Regions from separate parts of the Homo sapiens genome. Here region 1 is linked to region 2. A link is an interaction called in ENCODE POLR2A ChIA-PET data of the cell type or tissue named here. Cell type or tissue: B cell. All regions are shown on one strand. Each heading gives the region's core, and the rest is flanking DNA. Links, peaks and the distances in the headings are about the cores only.

The links. Peaks named below come from ENCODE experiments on the same cell type or tissue, not always from the same donor. Only the 100,000 strongest peaks of a DNase experiment are listed, where the experiment ranks them.
Region 1: POLR2A ChIA-PET joins it to region 2 with 7 read pairs; 2 of 35 experiments call an interaction of 5 or more read pairs at or near these places.

Annotation. Positions count from the first base shown.
Region 1 is chr11:65,295,446-65,298,249 of GRCh38, reverse strand. It overlaps POLA2 (DNA polymerase alpha 2, accessory subunit), which reads right to left. Exons shown (of 18, transcript NM_002689.4): 16 at 2,651-2,710; 17 at 2,260-2,386; 18 at 1-1,130. The coding sequence ends at 981. LOC105369344 (a long non-coding RNA gene) reads left to right here. Exons shown (of 3, transcript XR_007062727.1): 3 at 2,626-2,804. Among named protein-coding and RNA genes, the nearest start is that of CDC42EP2, 18 kb to the left of the region's middle. In B cell, for the core only: no CTCF peak of the experiment used is centred there; no DNase peak of the experiment used is centred there.
Region 2 is chr11:64,813,719-64,816,522 of GRCh38, reverse strand. No RefSeq gene overlaps it. Among named protein-coding and RNA genes, the nearest start is that of MEN1, 4.6 kb to the right of the region's middle. RefSeq lists an enhancer at 1,638-1,747. In B cell, for the core only: no CTCF peak of the experiment used is centred there; a DNase peak (open chromatin) is centred at 1,702.

The sequences.
Region 1 (2,804 bases), core at 76-2,575, 480 kb before region 2:
CTCCAGATGGAGAGGTCAGGCTGGGACCACAGCATGCATGTGAGGAACTGCGCAGGGAGGCCCAGGCATGCAGCCAGTTGCTTGCTCTGCAGCCCAGCTCTAGGGCCCACCCAGTGCACCTCTGCAGCATAGAGGTCACTGGGGCCTTTGGGGGATGAGGAGTGGGGCTGAGAGTTACCCACTGGACAGGACTGGGGCTGGATAGAAACCCAGTGTGACTGACACTCTGCCTTCTCTGGACATAGGTCAAATAGGCAACATTCTTTGTCTACTACCAGGATAAAGAAAATAGAAGAAAGGGGCCGGGCGCGGTGGCTCACGCCTGTAATCCCAGCACTTTGGGAGGCTGAGGCGGACAGATCACAAGGTCAGGAGATCGAGACCATCCTGGCTAACATGGTGAAACCCCATCTCCACTAAAAATACAAAAAATTAGCCAGGCGTGGTGGTGGGTGCCTGTAGTCCCAGCTACTCAGGAGGCTGAGGCAGGAGAATGGCATGAACCCGGGCGGCAGAGCTTGCAGTGAGCCGAGATCTCACCACTGCACTCCAGCCTGGGCGACAGATCGAGACTCCGTCTAAAAACAAAATAAATAAATAAAAGAAAATAGAAGAAAGGTCAAACTCAGAAGTCACACTCAGAATTTAATTTCTCCAAAAGTTGTTTCTGTGTTTGATTCATGTAGAAAATCACAAAGCCTTCTCGCCTTTTCTGAGTGGGCGGGATCCACAGCTGGCTTACTTCTGGACACGGAGCATGGACTGAGAAGCAAGAGCTTCCTTCCAGGAGAGGCACCACTCAGAGGCAGGCCCGGCTGCACAAGTCCTCCCTGCTGGGCCTGGTCACTGCAGCTGCCCCTCCCTGGCTGGCTCCTCTCTCCTTTCCCACCCAACTGTTCACCTTGTCACAGGGCTATGTCTTGGCTCTTGGCTAAGACTTTAAGGGCCCACACAGCAGAGAACAGCAGAGGACAGAAGCCTCAGATCCTGACGACCTGCACAGCAATGCATGGGCTCTGCCTCTCTGCCCCGTCCGCTGCCGGCCTCCTAAGGTAGAGTCGGGCGAAGGTGCCTCCCACCTGCCCTTTGGTAAGGCGCCCAGGGTTCACACAGACACAGCCGAGGACATCCTGGGGAGGAGAGGAGAGGTGACAGGTTTGGAGAGCCTCAACTAACTGGGAACCAATGTGAAAAAGAAGTGCCATCACATGGCTGGACCCCAAAGAGGGTTTTAGAAAATGGAAACGAAGGCAACCAAATCACCAGACACATTTTCAGTCACTTTTTTTTTTTTTTTTTTTGAGATGGAGTCTCGCTCTGTTGCCCAGGCTGGAGTGCAGTGGTGAGATCTCAGCTCACTGCAGCCTCGACCTCCCGGGTTCCAGCGATTCTCCTGCCTCAGGCTCCCAGGTAGCTTGGATTACAGGCACCCACACCACCATGCCTGGCTAATTTTTGTATTTTTAGTAGAGATGGGGTTTTACCATGTTGGCCAGGCTGGTCTCAGACTCCTGACCTCAGGTGATCCACCCACCTCGGCCTCCCAAAGTGCTGGGATTACAATTGTCAACCACTGCGCCCGGCCTCAGTCACATATGTTAACTTGTCACTAGAAAGCTTTGAATTCCTTTTAAGTCTTTCAAACAGAAGAATGAGGTGACTTGGCAGAATGACAATCAGCTCCTAAACTTGGAGACAAACCTGATCTAGCTGTTTACTGCTTTCTCATGTGAAAAACTTTTTTTTAACCTCTTGAGATTGAACTAACTCTTGTTTGGCAAGAGGGGGACTGGTCTAGGCAGATTCCTTGTAAGGGACCTAACTCCAAGGCAGGCAGGGCTAAAGGGTGGCAGAGATCAAAATGACCCAATAGCTTCTTCAAGGTATTCCCAGCTGAGCCCACTTGGAGGTCATATCAGAATTTGGGAGGCAGAGGACAGGCAAGTGTACATATGAAATCTTCCCCAGGTCACCTCTATGTGGCCTGGTGAAAGCCCTCATTTGAGGGCCTTCCTAGTCATCTGGGCTCTCGTTCTCTTGGGGAGGGAGGAGAGGACACTGTTTACTCAAGCATTTTACTGACAGAGTTGTTTGTTTTCTGGTCCCACCACCTCCCCAAAGAAACAAGGCCACAGGGCAGGGTGCTAGAGGCCCCATCCCCATCAGCTGACCCATGAGGGGTGAGTGCCGGGTGGTCTAGAAGGGAAAGTCAAAGACTGGGTTCTGGTGTTTCTGGGAAAAAGCAGAGTTCAAACCTACCTTCACGAAGTACCTCAGCTCTGACGGGATGATGAGGACATCTGGGGTGACAGGCAGCTGTGCGTAAACATAGAACGACTCATAGTCAATGGCCATGTCTTCTTGGGGCGGGTAGAGTGGGTAGTAGCTACAGAGACAGAGAGAAATTGTCAGCACTAGCTGACCGGGGGGCCCCCTTCTCAGACAGAGTCCCCCTAGGTACTGGCTTTCGTGCTGCTGGCATCCACAGACCGACTTTTTCTCTGTGTGTGTGGGGCAGAATGCAGGCTTGTCATCACAGGGTAAAGTTCCCTGCTGGTAGCCTGGTGAAGGCTCTTACAGTCATGCTTGTCATAGCTCCATGACCCCAAGGCACTCTCTCCACAGTCAGGGGTCCCAGCGGCAAGCTCACCTCCTCTGGGTCAAGATGTGCTTGAGTATTCGGCTGAATCTGTCTGAAGTTCCGGAAGAACTGGGAAAGAAAAGAAAGCATGAAAACAGAACTCTGTTTTTCAGCCCATTTCTCTTCAGGGAGGACTGGAGAATTTAATAAACCAGAGAGAAGG
Region 2 (2,804 bases), core at 212-2,711:
AGCCTCCTGACCTGAGTAATCGGGACCACAGGTGTGAGCACTTGGCTAACTTTTGGGGTTGTTAGAGACAGGGTTTCACTATATTGCCCAGCCTGGTCTTGAACTCCAGGACTCAAACGATCCTCTTGCCTCAGCTTCCCAAAGTGCTGGGATTACAGGCATGAGCCACTGTGCCCGGCTTCTTACTTTTAAAAATGTAGCTACTTAAATTAGCTGGGCATGGTGGCACACACCTATAATCCCAGCTACTCAGGAGGCTGAGGCAGAATTGCTTGAACCCAGGAGGCGGAGGTTGTAGTGAGCCAAGATCGTGCCAATGCACTCCAGCCTGGGCGACAGAGTGAGACTGTGTCTCAAAAAAAAAAAAAAGTAGCTGCTAGAAATGCCAAAATCGTATTGTGGCTCATGTTATATTTCTGTTGAAAGCTCTGCTCTAGATCTTTTCTTTGCCAATAATGACAACCCCCTCCCCATAATTTCAATCTCAAGCATCCTACTCTCTCTTTTTTTTTTTTTTTTTTTGAGACAGAGTCTCGTTCTGTCACCCAGGCTGGAGTGCAGTGGAACGATCTCAGCTCACTGCAACCTCCGCCTCCCGGGTTCAAGCGATTCTCCTGCCTCAGCTTCCCGAGTAGCTGGGATTACAGGCGCCCACCACCACCCCCGGCTAATTTTTCAACCGCCTCAGTTAAGTGCTGGGATTACAGGTGTGAGCCACTGCCCCTGGCCAAGCATCCTACTCTCTAACCAACACCACTCTCTTTCCAGCCCACTCTAGCACCCCAACTCGAATTGACGGTTGACCCCACAGAAACCTGCAATCCATTGATATTACTACACATTTGCTGTCTGTCACCCTTCTCTTGTCCTTACATGCCTCCTCACACAGCCTACATTCCAGGTCAATCATTAATCATGACTGCTTTGGCCAGGTGCAATGGCTCATGCCTGTAATCCCAACACTTTGGGAGGCCGAGGCAGATGGATCACCTGAAGTCAGGAGTTTGAGACCACCCTGGCCAACATGGCAAAGCCCTGTCTCTACTAAAAATACAAAAATTAGCCGGGCATGGTGGCGGGCACCTGTAATTCCAGATACTCGGGAGGCTGAGGCAGGAGAATCACATGAATCCGGGAGGTGGAGGTTGCAGTGAGCTGAGATTGTGCCACTGCACTGCAGCCTGGGAGACAGAGGGAGACTCCATCTCAAAAAAAATAAAAATAAAAATAAAAAAACAATAGAAAAATAAAAACAAACAAAAACCCTACTGCTTTGCATGCATGCGTGTATTCTTTAGCAAATATTTGTTGAACACCTATTATGTGCCAGACACTATTCTAGGCCCAGGGGACACATCAGTGAACACGGCAGACACATTTCCTGTCCTGTAGAGCTTATCTTCTGGTGGTAGGGGACAAACAATAAATAAATCAGGCCAGGCATGGTGACTCATTCCTGTAATCCCAGCACTTCGGAGGCTGAAGTGGAAGGACCACCTTGAGCCCAGGAGGTCAAAGCTGCAGTGAGCCATGGTTGCACTACTGCACACCAGCCTGGGCAACAGAGCGAGACCTGTCTCAAAACAGAGAAACAAAGTGGTCATATCATATGTTAGAATAGTGGTTCTCAAGCTGGGGCTATTTTGGCATCCCAGGGGACATTTGGCAACATCTGGAGACATCTTTAGTTGTCCCCACTGCGGGAGCTGAACTGGTGGCATCCAGTGGGTAGAAACCACAGATGCTGCTCGTCATCCTACAATGCACAGGACAGCCCCAGTCACAGAATTACCCGACCTCAAGCGTCAACAGTGCCTCCTTCCAGAGCCCCTGTCTAGAAGGTGTTAATGCTAACAAAGCAAACAAACAAACAACAACAACAACAACAAAAAAAACGTAGAGCGGGCTGGCCGCGGTGGCTCATGCCTGTAATCCCAGCACTTAGGGAGGCTGAAGTGGGCGGATCACCTGAGGTCAGGAGTTTGAGACCAGCCTGGCCAACATGGCAAAACCCCATCTCTCCAAAAAAACACAAAAATTAGCCAGGTGTGGTGGCGTGCACCTGAAGTGCACCTGAAGAGGCCGAGGCAGGAGAATTGCTTGAACCTGGGAGGCAGAGGTTGCGGTGAGCCAAGGTCGAGCCACTGCACTCCAGCCTGTGTGACAGGGTGAGACTCCGTTTCAGAAAAACAAAACAAAAAGAAAAAAAATATATAAAGCAGGGTTGAGGGATGGATAGAGGAATTTCGAGTGGAGGGTGTGATTTGAAGTAGAATGGTCAGGTCTGTGTCAGCCTTTTTGAGGTGACGTTTGAGCAATATTGTGAAGGTGGGGAACCCGGTAGACATCTGGAGAGAAGATGGTAACCCACTGGGCTTCCTATTTCACTGAGAAAATCTAATTACCCACCACATATGCCCAGGTAGTAGGCCTTCTTTCCAGTCCTTGCGAATAAACTGCCTGTGCTCCTAGCCAAGGCCAAACCTGCCACTCAAGAATGCATTCCCACTCTCTGTCCAAGGCCATCGCTCCCGCAATTCTCTTATTAACCAGCAATAATCTATTTGACCCCCCTCTTCTCTAGCTATTTAATGCACTCTCATTTTCCTCCTTCCCTTTGCTGCAAAGATCCCAAAAGACTTCTGTATTATCACTGTCTCCAATTTCTTTCCTCCCATTGGTCCTGAGCCCAAGCCTACAAGACTTTTGCTCCCAAAGAGCCTTTTATTTTTTAATTTTTTTTTTTTTATTTGAGACAGAGTCTCGCTCTGTCACCCAGGCTGGAGTGCAGTGGCGCGATCTTG